Regions from separate parts of the Homo sapiens genome. Here region 2 is linked to region 1. The links are chromatin loops, found by intact Hi-C in ENCODE. Cell type or tissue: heart left ventricle. All regions are shown on one strand. Each heading gives the region's core, and the rest is flanking DNA. Links, peaks and the distances in the headings are about the cores only.

The links. Peaks named below come from ENCODE experiments on the same cell type or tissue, not always from the same donor. Only the 100,000 strongest peaks of a DNase experiment are listed, where the experiment ranks them.
Region 2: it touches region 1 in a loop (4-fold over the local background); 44 of 110 quality-filtered maps call a loop at or near these places.

The regions. Positions count from the first base shown.
Region 1 is chr2:127,588,525-127,594,330 of GRCh38, reverse strand. MYO7B (myosin VIIB) reads right to left here. Exons shown (of 48, transcript NM_001393586.1): 15 at 5,776-5,806; 16 at 4,102-4,239; 17 at 1,385-1,537; 18 at 687-785. Among named protein-coding and RNA genes, the nearest start is that of MYO7B-AS1, 39 kb to the left of the region's middle. In heart left ventricle, for the core only: CTCF peaks have their summits at 2,473 and 2,681 (motif pointing left); DNase peaks (open chromatin) are centred at 1,559 and 2,670.
Region 2 is chr2:127,678,078-127,683,883 of GRCh38, reverse strand. It overlaps a transcript of LIMS2 not described here. Among named protein-coding and RNA genes, the nearest start is that of LIMS2, 5.5 kb to the right of the region's middle. In heart left ventricle, for the core only: no CTCF peak of the experiment used is centred there; a DNase peak (open chromatin) is centred at 2,353; H3K4me3 peaks cover 1,827 bases; H3K27ac peaks cover 1,640 bases.

The sequences.
Region 1 (5,806 bases), core at 1,165-3,664:
GCTCCCAGTTATTCCTCTTCCCTCTCACTGTGCTGGCCCGCTGAGGCTTATGAGACTAGGGGACAGGAAGGTTCCCTCCTCAGTGGCTCTGACCCAAATGGCACTTCTGGAGGGCCCCGAAGCTTCCTTTGTGTGACTTCAGCTCCCTGTGCATTTTGGGGGAGGCAGGTTGTGGTGGTGAGGCTCGCACAAGCCCCGCTAAGGACAAGTCGCTTTGTGGAGAGTTGACACACAGCACCCTTCCACTAAAGCAGTAGCCCTCCGGGCTCTGCAGAGGCTGGGCCTCCCCAGTGTAGGGAAGCCTGCATGGCAGGATGTGGCTCCCAGCATGATGGAGGCCAGGTCTCAGGACACCGGCAGACCGCCCTGAGCTCCTGGGTGCTGCCCTGTGGCTGGAAGGCGCCTCCTCTGCACCCTCAGGCCTTGCCCTAGGTACCCCTCTGAGAAGCCTCCTGGGCTTCCACAGGCTGGGCTGGCCCTCCCCAGTACCCTCACCACCACCTCATTGTCCCCTAGCGTGATGTTCTACATCCAGGGGTGCCCTGAGGGTGGGGACCACACTTTGAGCTGCTGCCCAGTGTCATTGGCTCAGGGCACATGGACCATGGACCCCGGGCCTGGTGCAAGAGCTGACAAGCCCACATGCTGCAGGAGGCCGACAGCTGGCTGGTTCCTCGGGGTCTCACCCTCAGGAAAATTTTTGTCTTCCCCGCTTTCCAGTCTTTGTCTGTCCGCAGCCACACGTCAGTGATGCCCAGGGTCATCTGGCGGAGCTTGCCTTGCAGCTGCCAAGACCAAACGGGGGTATCGGTGGGAGGTGGGGCAGAGACCCCTCGGCGGCTCTCTGGGGGTGGTGTCTCCCTCCTTCTCCCACAGGCTCCCCCATCAGGGGCTGCCGCCCACCCCCGCCCAGGCACAGGCACAACGGGAACCTCGAATAGGGGTTGGGGTGAGGAGGGAACTCGGGGCCCGGGGCCTCCATGTGCTGTGGGACTCGGCCCAGGCCAGGCCCAGCCTCAGGATGGCTGAGGGTTCCAGACAGGACAGGAAGAACCTCGGGCCCCAGTAGCTTTCTAGCCACACCTCGGCTCCCTGACGCGGTAGGAGAGAACGTGTCTGCTGTACAACTACAGACATGTTCCAGAAGGAACCGCTGCGGCCGCCAGCTCTCCCAGACCCCAGGGAAAGCCCCCTCACTTCCGCGGCGCTGGGAGAGGGAGAGGGTAGGGTGGGAGGAGGAGAGAGGGAGGAAGGACAGGGCTCATCGCAAGGCTGGGGCCGGGGAGGGCAGCGGGAGACCCCCTCGGTACTGGGGGCTGGAGGTGCCAAGGCCGAGGGGAAGGCCGCGGATGGCCAGAGGTGACCGTCCCCGAGGGGCGCTGACCTGCATCCGCATGGCGTTGGGCAGCAACACGCCGAACCTCTGCGAGAACTCCTCGAACGTGTAGCGGATGGGGAAGCCCGACTTGCGGATGTGCACGGTCTCCATCATGCCCGAGTATCGCAGCTGCCGCAGGCACAGCTCCCGGTCGAACAGCTGTGGGCGGACACCGGGCGCTGACCCAGCGCAAGCCCCACTTTCCAGCCACCCCCCTTCCCGGCACCCCACCACCGGGCACGGGCCCACAGCCAGAGGTCAGTGTGTCCAGCCCCCCGCCCCGCCCACCCCCACTGTCCTCCAGAGATGGAAGAACTAAACAAATGCGACTTCAGTAAGGCTACATTTTGAAGAGAGTAGTGCAAGTAGTTGAAAAACCCGTAATGTTGTCAAGGAGATAAAAGTCGATAGCATGGAAACTGTGGCACCCACAGAAACACAGCACTCCCATCACTGTCAACTACTCGAAGCGCTGTGAATGTAAACGTCCTCTGCACATGCCCAGTTTAAAATGCTTTTTTTAAAAAAATTTTTTAAATTTTATTTATTTATTTTTTTGAGATGGAGTCTCGTTCTGTCGCTCAGGCTGGAGTGCAGTGGCACGATCTCTGCTCACTGCAACCTCTGCCTCCTGGGTGCAAGCGATTCTCCTGCCTCAGCCTCCCGAGTAGCTGGGATTACAGGCGTGTAGCACCACGCCCGGGTAAGTTTTGTATTTTTAGTTAAAGACGGAGTTTCACCATGTTGGCCAGGCTGGTCTCCAACTCCTGAGCTCAAATGATCCGCCCGCCTTGGCGTCCCAGAGTGCTGGGATTACAGGCCTGAGCCACCGCGCCTGGCCCAGTTTAAAATGTTTTTAAGCGCCCCTTGCCTACATAGGTCGGGGTGGAAAGCTGCCCCGCAGGCACTTGCAGTTTCATGGTGCCTCCCTCACAATAGTTAAATGAAAAAATAAATCTACTCAGAGGCAGAAAATATCCTAATCAACTTAGTCTCTCCCTCCCTGGAGATGGAGGTCAGAGTGAGACCTGGAGTGGCTGGGGCGGAGGAGTGGAGGGCCTTTGGCCCCAGGGAGCTGAGCCGTCTTTTGCTTTGAGGCGAGTGTGACTGGCAGAGAAATGGCATGATGTCCTTCCCTGGGGTGTCAGGCTTCAGCAGGGGTTCCAAGACTCTGCCATGGCTTGGATTCTAGAGAGCCCCTCTCCACCTACAAGCCAGGAGTCTCTGAGGGACCCTGGGGAACGCCCTCTGATGTGGCAAACCCACCAGCAGGCACTGTTACCCCACCTGCAGGGTCACAGCGCCAACTGCTGGTGGGGTCCAGGCCACACTGAGCTTAGCCTCGGGTAAGTGTTTAGCTGCGCTTCACTGACGATTTCCTATGGGCCTGGTGTTTCTCACTGAATCTTTACAACATTCCTACCTGGTGGGGGTGATTGGCTCCAACTTAAAGATGAGGTGCTGAGGCATAGGGTTTTGCTTCTAAGGGGCTGAGCCTGGGTTTGAACCCTGAGCAGCCACCAATGAGAGATATCCCAGCCAGAGGCACTCTTAACCCCCGAGCTTCAGCCTCAGGCCTGCCTGCCTGTCCTGCAACTCCCAGCTCCCAAGGTAGGCAGGGTCTGAACGAGCCAAGGGTCTCTGGGAGCCCAGCTACTTCTCCCAGCAGTTAAGGAACAAGATAGGTTATCTCACATCTGCCTATTTTGCCTTCAAGGAAGATGCAACCTAGATTTCATAAGGCAAGCCTCATTTTATTTTTTTAGAGACAGGTCTTGCTCTGTCACCCAGGCTGAAGTGCAGTGGTGTGATCATAGTTCACTGCAGCCTTGACCTCCTGGGCTCAAGTGATCCTCCTCCCTCAGCCTCCTGAGTAGCTGAGACTACAGGCACATACCACCATACCTAGCTAATTTTTATACTTTTAAATTTTTTTGCAGAGATAAGGTCTTACTATGTTGCCCAGGCTTGCCTCAAGCAATCCTCCCGCCTCAGCCTCCCAAAGTGCTGGGATTACAAGCGTGAGCTACTGCACCCAGATCAAACTCGATTTCACATAGTTTTATTCTTTCCAAAAAGCATTTAATTTCATGTAATATTTTTATTCCCTTATGGGGATAAAACCATTTTATATTGTTTCAGCTGATGTCTCCTAGTTTGGGGAATCCCTGCATATGCGGCCTCTGGGTGGGACTCCCCACCCAATGGAGCAGGGACTCCGTTGTGGGCAGGGAGTGTGGGCTCTCACCCCCTCACCGTCTCACAGCAGGTAAAGCTGACTGTCTGCAGGGCTGGTGAAAGGAGTGGTGTCAGCCTCTAAAGTCCTATTACTGATTTCTGCCTTTGTTGAGTGTGGTTTACATATGGGACATGTACTGCAAACCTCATGTCCAACCCTCAGTGCATTCCTGCAGGCAGGAGCAAGTCTGACTTAACAGAAGGGAAAACTGAGGCTCACAGCAGCAAAGAGCCAGGCCAAGAACGCACAGAAGATGCATGGCGGAGCTAAGGGAACTGAGGTCTCAGCAACCCAAAGCTCTGCAGGTCACTGACCTTCACATGACCTAGTCTGGTCACCTTACCCCAGTGTACTTATCTGTAAGGTAGGGGCAGTAACAGCTCTAACGCTAGCCAGGCCCTGGCAGAGGGAGTGACCACAACCCTAGAGGCCATCAGCCTCCTCCTCCTCCCTCCTTTGCTGTGCCCCAGCCTCCTGTCATTACCAGCGGCTTCTTGTACTCATTAGGTTTGATGCAGCGGATGAAGTAAGGCTGGCAGTTGGTCAGGATTTTCATCAGCTGGTCCAGAGACTGTTTGAACTGGCTTCCTAAGGTGGAGGGCCGTTTATTTGAGTCTGCAGACTGTGAATGGAAGCACAGAGCACAAGTGGGTCTCAGGAGCCATGTCCTGGGACAGCTGACCCTGTAGGCCAGCAAGGGTTGCGGCCAAGGCCCCACAGGTGGGGTGGTGCATCTACCTATTCAAGAATCCACCCACCCACCCATCCATGTATCCATCCACCCACTCACCCATCCACCCACCCCTTCACCCATCCACTCACACACCTATCCATCCACCCACCCACCCATCCACCCGCCCACCACCCATCCACCCACTCACCCATCCTTCCACCTACCCAGCACCCATCCACCCACCCACCCATGCGTCCATCCATTCACCCACCCACCCACCCATCCATCCTTCCATCCACTCACCAACCCACATAGCCACCCGCCCATCCATCTATCCATCCACCCTCTCACCCATCCACCCACCCACCCATCCACCCACCCATTCACCCATCCATTCACCCATGCACCCACTCATCCATCCACCCACGCACCACCCATCCACCCACTCACCCATCCATCCACCTACTCACCACCCATCCACCCACTCACCCATCCACCCATGGCCCCACTAAGGCCATGCTCTCCACCCCTCTACCCAGGCGTGGCCCCCACCATCTACCCAGCACAAAGTCACTTCTCCTATCTAAACTCTGGACCCCCCAGATTCCCATTCCCACTCCAAACCCCCTTATATAAGCTGCCACATGCACCCACCCATGCACCCATTCATTCACCATTCCACCCACCCATCCATCCATCCACTCACCCATCCACACAGCCACCCACCCATCCATCTATCCATCCACCCACCCACCCATCCACCCACCCATCCATCCACTCACCCACCCACACAGCCACCTGCCCGTCCATCTATCCATCCACCCACTCACCCATCCACCCATCCATTCACCCATCCACCCACCCACCCGTCCATCCACTCACCCATCCACACAGCCACCCACCCATCCATCTATCCATTCACCCACTCACCCATCCACCCAACCATCGACACACCCATTCACCCATCCACTTACATACCCATCCACCCATCCACTCACCCACCCATCCATCCACCCACCCACCACCCATCCACTCACTCACCCATCCATCCACCCATCCACTACCCATCCACCCACTCACCCATCTATCCACCCAACCACCCATTCACCCGTCCATCCACTCACCCATCCATCCACTCATCCATCCATCCATCCAACCAACCAACCACACATCCATTTACCCATCCACCCTCACACACCCATCCACCCATCCACTCACCCACCCATCCATCCACCCACCCATCCATCCACCCACCCACCACCCATCCATCCACTCACCCATCCACCCACCCACTACCCATCCACCCACTCACCCATCTATCCACCCACCCATCCATTCACCCATCCATCCATCCATTGCAGGATTCCCAAGTGCCAACTGCATGCTGTGGACCCAGAGGTGAGTAAAACAGTCTTTCCTGTACATGTCTGTCTGGCCCTGTAGCCATCAGGGGTGACAGACCCAGGAGGGTGCCTGGGAGCCCACCTTGAAGAGATGGTTTCCTGCCTTTGCCTGG
Region 2 (5,806 bases), core at 1,247-3,746, 89 kb before region 1:
ATTAAAGAAGGAAGAGGTTTTTTTTTATTCGGCCGGGAGCGTCGGCAGACTCGTGTCTTAAGAGCCGAGCTCCCCGAGAAAGAAATTCCTAGCCCTTTTAAGGGCTTATAACTCTAAGGGGTCTACGTGAAAAAGTCATAATAGATCAAGTAAGCGTGAGAAACGTGACTGGGGGCTACATACATCAGCTAACAGAACAAAAAGTTTTACAGTGCTTTCTCATACAATGTCTGGAACTTACAGATAACACCAGTAGTTTTGGTCAGGGGTTAATAATATTATTATTATTTTAGCCAGCAGGGCCAGGTGGTGGTGCCAAGGTCGTCTAGCTATTTATCTTACTTCTGTTTCTTTCCAACTTTTTGCTTTCTCCCTTTTCTCCTGTCTTATAAACTAGGGAAAAGGGGAGGTTGGGGAGAAACTGAGAAGGCCAACAAGAGAAGTGGTGGCCTCATACCATACTGTAACATCTGGAATATGAAAAATGAGTTTGAGAGTGAATTGGTTTTCAAACAGAGTCTGTTATTATTTTTCTTTCTTTTAAAAAAATATTTGTATGAGAGACAGGGTGTCACTCTGACACTCAGGCTGGAGTGCAGTGGTGCAATCATAGCTCACTGCAGGCTAGATCTCCTGGGCTCAAGCAATCCTTCTGCCTGGGCCTGCCAAGTAGTTAGAGCTACAGGTACTGGTCAAACTGTTTTTTATTTATACAAATCCAGTTCAGGAATAGATATGTTGGGTAAAGTGATATTTGAGATTCTTTGAGCAAAACAGGATGATATACACTCTACATTTAGGCAGCTCCTCATACAAGTGTGAAACTTACCAAGAATGTTTACAACAACACACTGTAAATATTTACTGAGCAGTTTACACTCTGGCATATAGCATATTTATAACATGCGGGTAGGTTATTTTTAAAAATGTAACAATACATGGGACTGGGCATTGTGGCTCACACCTGTGGTCCAAACTACCCAGAAGGCTGAGGCAGGAGGATTGCTTGAGCCCAGGAGTTTGAGGCTGCAGTGAGCTATAATCACTCCAGTTTACTCCAGAATAGGAAACAGAGTGAGACTCTGTCTCTAAAAATCCAAAGTGGCTATAGAGTAATACATCACTGGTTTCAACACATCTTCTAGTGCCTGCTTTATCTCTAGCTGGCTCTCTGTTGGGCTCCGTGTTGTGTAAAAGCAAATAGTCCCCCGCTGGAGGGGTATAAAATTTGACTGAAAATGCAAACCAGTTGTGCTCATAAAAGTTGGACACAGAAATCATGTACACAGTTTACATAAATCCCAGCACTCCTTCTTCCAAATAGCACAAGACCAGGGAGATCCTGGGGCACAGCACATTGTGAGTGGTGCCTCTCAGCTACAAGACCCAGGGCAGCCCTGATGCGCACTGATACGATGCAGAGGCAGACAGCTGCCATTTATTTATGAAGAAACTGATATGAAATTGCAAACAGAGGCCAGTGCTGCCCAGTGGCTCTCACCCATCACCCCAGCACTTTGGGAAGCCAAGGCGAGAAGATGGCTTGAGCCTGGGAGGTCAAGGCTGCAGTAAGCTGTGATCCTGCCACTGCATTCCAGCCTGGGTGACAGAGTAAGACTCTGTCTCAAAAAAAAAAAAAAAGAAAGAAAGAAAGAGAGGGAGAGCGAGAGGGAGAAAGAAAAGGAAAGAGAGAGAGAGAGAAAGAAAGAGAAAGAGAAAGAAAGAAAGGAAGAAAGAAAGAAAGAAAGAAGGAAAGAAAAGAAAGGAAGGAAGAAAGGAAGGAAAGGAAAGATTGCAAACCACAAAATGATCACAATCAGGCAAAAAATAAATGTACATGGTTAAAAGTGAACAAAGTGTTGCAGTACCCATCTTCTGGAGGTGATTTTTCTTCTTTCTACTTCTGGGCATTTCTAATACAATGAAAGTTTTATAGCAGAAAATTATAAAATAATTCATTTATGTTATTTTAATATAAATAGTCCTGAGATATTCCTCTTTTCAGGGAAAATAGTACTTGGCAAGACAGCATCCTAGTAGCTGTTCTTGGGTTGTTCACGTAATTAGTTGCCAGGATTCTTTTCACTGTGGGGCTTCTTTTGCAGTCTGTCCGTGGATACTGTGAACATCAGGCTACTCGGCCGGGCTCCTGCGCTCAGGGCTTCGAGAAATGCTCATTTTGGGGCTGCCCCTCTGCCGGCCTCTCTGGATTCAGAGGGCAGCCGCTGCTCCTTTTGTTTTGTGGGCCTGGCTCTGGGCCCGGAGCAGCACCTCCCTGGGGAGGCCGCCTTTCCTTCCGCGGCTTCTTCCGTCTCCTCCTGACCCCAAGGTGCCTCCGGCCTCTGCCTCCAGCTAAGGACCTCTGGCCAAGCCTCCTGCCCAGGGAGAGGTGAAGCTGCCGTGCCTGGGTGCCCCGTGGTGGCCGGACACTCCTGGCGGCTGCTCAGTCTTGCACGTGGCTGTGCCAAGCGGGCCAGGCAGCTGCTATTTCCCTCAGAGAAGTTGCTGGCGGCGCTCAGGGAAGGAAGCACCCGAGGAGGCGGAGCGGCATCTCAGCCACAGAGGTAAAGACTCTGTGATGGGCACAGGGCCCCGGGAGGTCCTTTCCACCTGCCAATCGCTGCGCTGCCCCTGCAATTCCCTGTACTCTGAGTGGTTGTGCTAATGTTGCTCATTTGGGGTCAAGGAACAGCCCTGGAGGGGCTGCCCTCCGTCAGGCGGCATGGGGACGGTGAAGGTTCAGCCCACTGTGGCCGCACGCGGGGCCTTCTGCGGGCGAGGCCACGTTTGGATAGGCTGGGCTTGGGATGGGCAGCTGCTCTTTCCCCTGGACAGAGTGGAACAAGCTCCAGTGGGAAGGTCACAATGGGAAAAAAGAAGCAAAGTGACCCTCAGTATGTGGAAGAGATACTCTCAGAGGCAGGGAGAGGCAGGTGCCCCGCAGGTGAGGAGCTCTGCGCCCAGGAGGCTTCTTGCTGGATACTCGACGGCATGATGTGTTGAGGTGTTAAAATGTGGCATTCCTGGATATGTGGTGGGGGCTGCCCTCGGGTAGCCAAACCCATGAGATGAATGGAGTCTGTCCCAGAGCAAAGGCGAGAGTGAGATGGCCTTTTCCTCCCGAACTCCAAGGCCAGGTCATCTTTGGAAAATTGTGAAGCTCGATGGTCCACCTCTACTCCTGAGTAAATCAGACTTTCAAGAAGGGCACTGTGTTCCCCTCAGACTGAAAAGAATCCCTGGGTCTCTTGTGTGTTCTGCAAATGTTGAGAGAATTGTGGATCGACATTCCGCCAGCTTCTCTCACTGAGCTGCCGTGTGGCACAGGGAGAAGTAAGGCCATTTTGTGCTGGTCAGAGGGTGTGTCTAATGACAGTTCTGAGGGCAGGCTCATATTTTTATTTTTATTTATTTATTATGATTATTTTTAAAAGACAGGAGATTGCTCTGCTGCCCAGGCTAGAGTGCAGTGACACAATCATAGCTCACTGTAACCTCGAAATCCTGGGCTCAAGCGATCCTCCCACCTCAGCCTCATGAAGAGCTAGGCCCACAGGCATGCACCATCGTGCCCAGCTGGTTTTATGCTCCTAGTTTTAAAAAGAGACATTTACTTTTCAATGTGTTGTGAAACCTGTGGGTGCCAGGGGCGGTGTCCTGCTCACTATTCTTCCTTTGGCCCAGGGAGCCGCCCGGGAGGGCTCCGGCTGTGCAGGTGCTTCCCCGCTCCCCCCCGGGGGGTTCTCACAGCCACTTCCCAAGTTAACTTTGGTCTCGCAGGAGGCGGCTGAAGGCTTTGAACTTTGTGTTGATATTCGGCAGGTCTCTGTGTTTTGCCAGTTCCCAGTGCCCTGAAAGGGACAGGCCTTAACCAGATTTGGGGCACAGGCCTTGTAGAGTGGCCGTCTGGGTGGCCTCACATCACACGGGGCCATTCTTGGAACAGGCAGGATGAACAGCCTACCTGTTGGGAAGGCATGCTAGCTCCTGCCCCAGGACCTGGGCTGTGGCAGGAGACCCTGAGGCCTCCTGAGAGCTGCAAGGCCTTCTCCATTCCCTGTGGTCACATGGGGACAGGGCTGTGGCTCTGGATATTGGCGGAGGCTCATTGAGGCACTTTGAGACCCCGGGTTCTCCTCAGCCTCCTACTGCTGATTAGCCACGCTGACCAAGCCCAGCCCCTCTCTTGGCCCTGGGTCCCAGCTCCCACGAGCGTTGGGCCCTGGGCTGTCTCAGGTAGCTGTCCCCTGGAGTAGGGAAGGGAGAAGGTGGGGGGTGGAGAAACTCGGGTACCTGCCCAGCAAAGGGGGTGCCCACCTGCCCTGAACCCCAGAGGGCAGAAGGCTCGTGCCCAGGGAGATGCTGCACCTCCTTCACCTTCTAGGACAGCTGTCATGTCACTCTGTGGCCCAGCCTCAGCCTCAGAGCCCCACTGTCCCCCAGCGAAGACTAAGTGTGTGATTCAAGCCACTCTCTGAATGTCCCTCAGTGATGCCATCCCATAAGACCTGGGAATGGACACTGCATTCTCACCTTCCCTCCCCTTCCCCTCCCCACTTCCAACTGCCGTCTCTTCTCTGCCCCCCCTTTCAGAGCATTCTCCCCCCAGGGGCACTGTGTGCAGCACTCTGGGGAGCACCATCTACACAGACCCCAGGGAGGGGTGCTCCTGGGGGAGGCATTGCAGGGGCCCTGCCTGCCCCTCTGCAGCTGGACTCAGGCCCCTCACTCCAAGGGACCGGCTCTTGACCCAAACCCAGATGCTTCCCTGGCCTCTGCACGCAGCAGTGTGCACACGGGGCAGTGGCGCACCTCCTCCCTGGAGCTCTTTCCCTCCGGGCTTCTGTGGCACCTCACACTCTCCTGCTCTCCCCCTCACTTTCTGCCAGTCCCACCTCTTACCCTTGGAGGGCTCCTGACTGGTACAGACACCCCAGGGTCTCCATGGAGCCCTAGAGTTGAAATTCCATTTGTACCAAGCCTTCTGCATCTACGCTGGAGAATGGACCTCTCTTCCCTGCTCCAGGTTCACAGTGCCCCGCCCACCATCTCCCCTGGGATGCCTGGGGAGGGCCCAATGCAACGTCACCCCTCGCTAACCTGCCCAGACTGTCCCACTGCCACCAATATCTAGGAAAGCAAGGCCACCTGCAAGTCCTCTTGACTCCCACGGCTGTACATTCACACCTGCCACACACACACCTGCCCCACAACCACCACACCTGTGCTGACCACGCCCACGCCGGCCACACACACACATCCAGATTCCCAGCAAATCCTGTTGGTTGCAAAATAGATCCTGTGTTTGATGCCTTCTCAATGTCCCTACTGTCGCACGGCCCAAGGCACCAGTCCCTCCTGGACGCTCACCATAGCCTCTAATCAGACTGTCCCTGAGACCACTCTGTCCCTCACACAGTGGCCACACAGCAGCTAGGGACACTTCCCCCTTTTGCTATGAAAAAGTTCAAGCACTCATCAAAGTTGAAAACCCAGATACCCACCACCTAGATTCTCCCATTAATATCGTCGTAGACTCACGTTACCACCTCTCTGTCCTTCCCTTTACCCATCTCCCCATCTTGAGTTCATTTTTTAGAGGCAGAGTCATGCTATGTTGCCCAAGCTGGTCTTGAATTCCTGGCCTCAAGTGATCCTCCCTCCTCAGCCTCCCCGTAGCTAAGGACTAGCTGGGACTACGGGGATCCACCACATCGGCTCATCTTGATTTAAACAATGTATTTCAAAGTAAGTTGCAGACATCAGTACCTTTCTACCTAAACACTTCAGCATTGTATGTCATTAA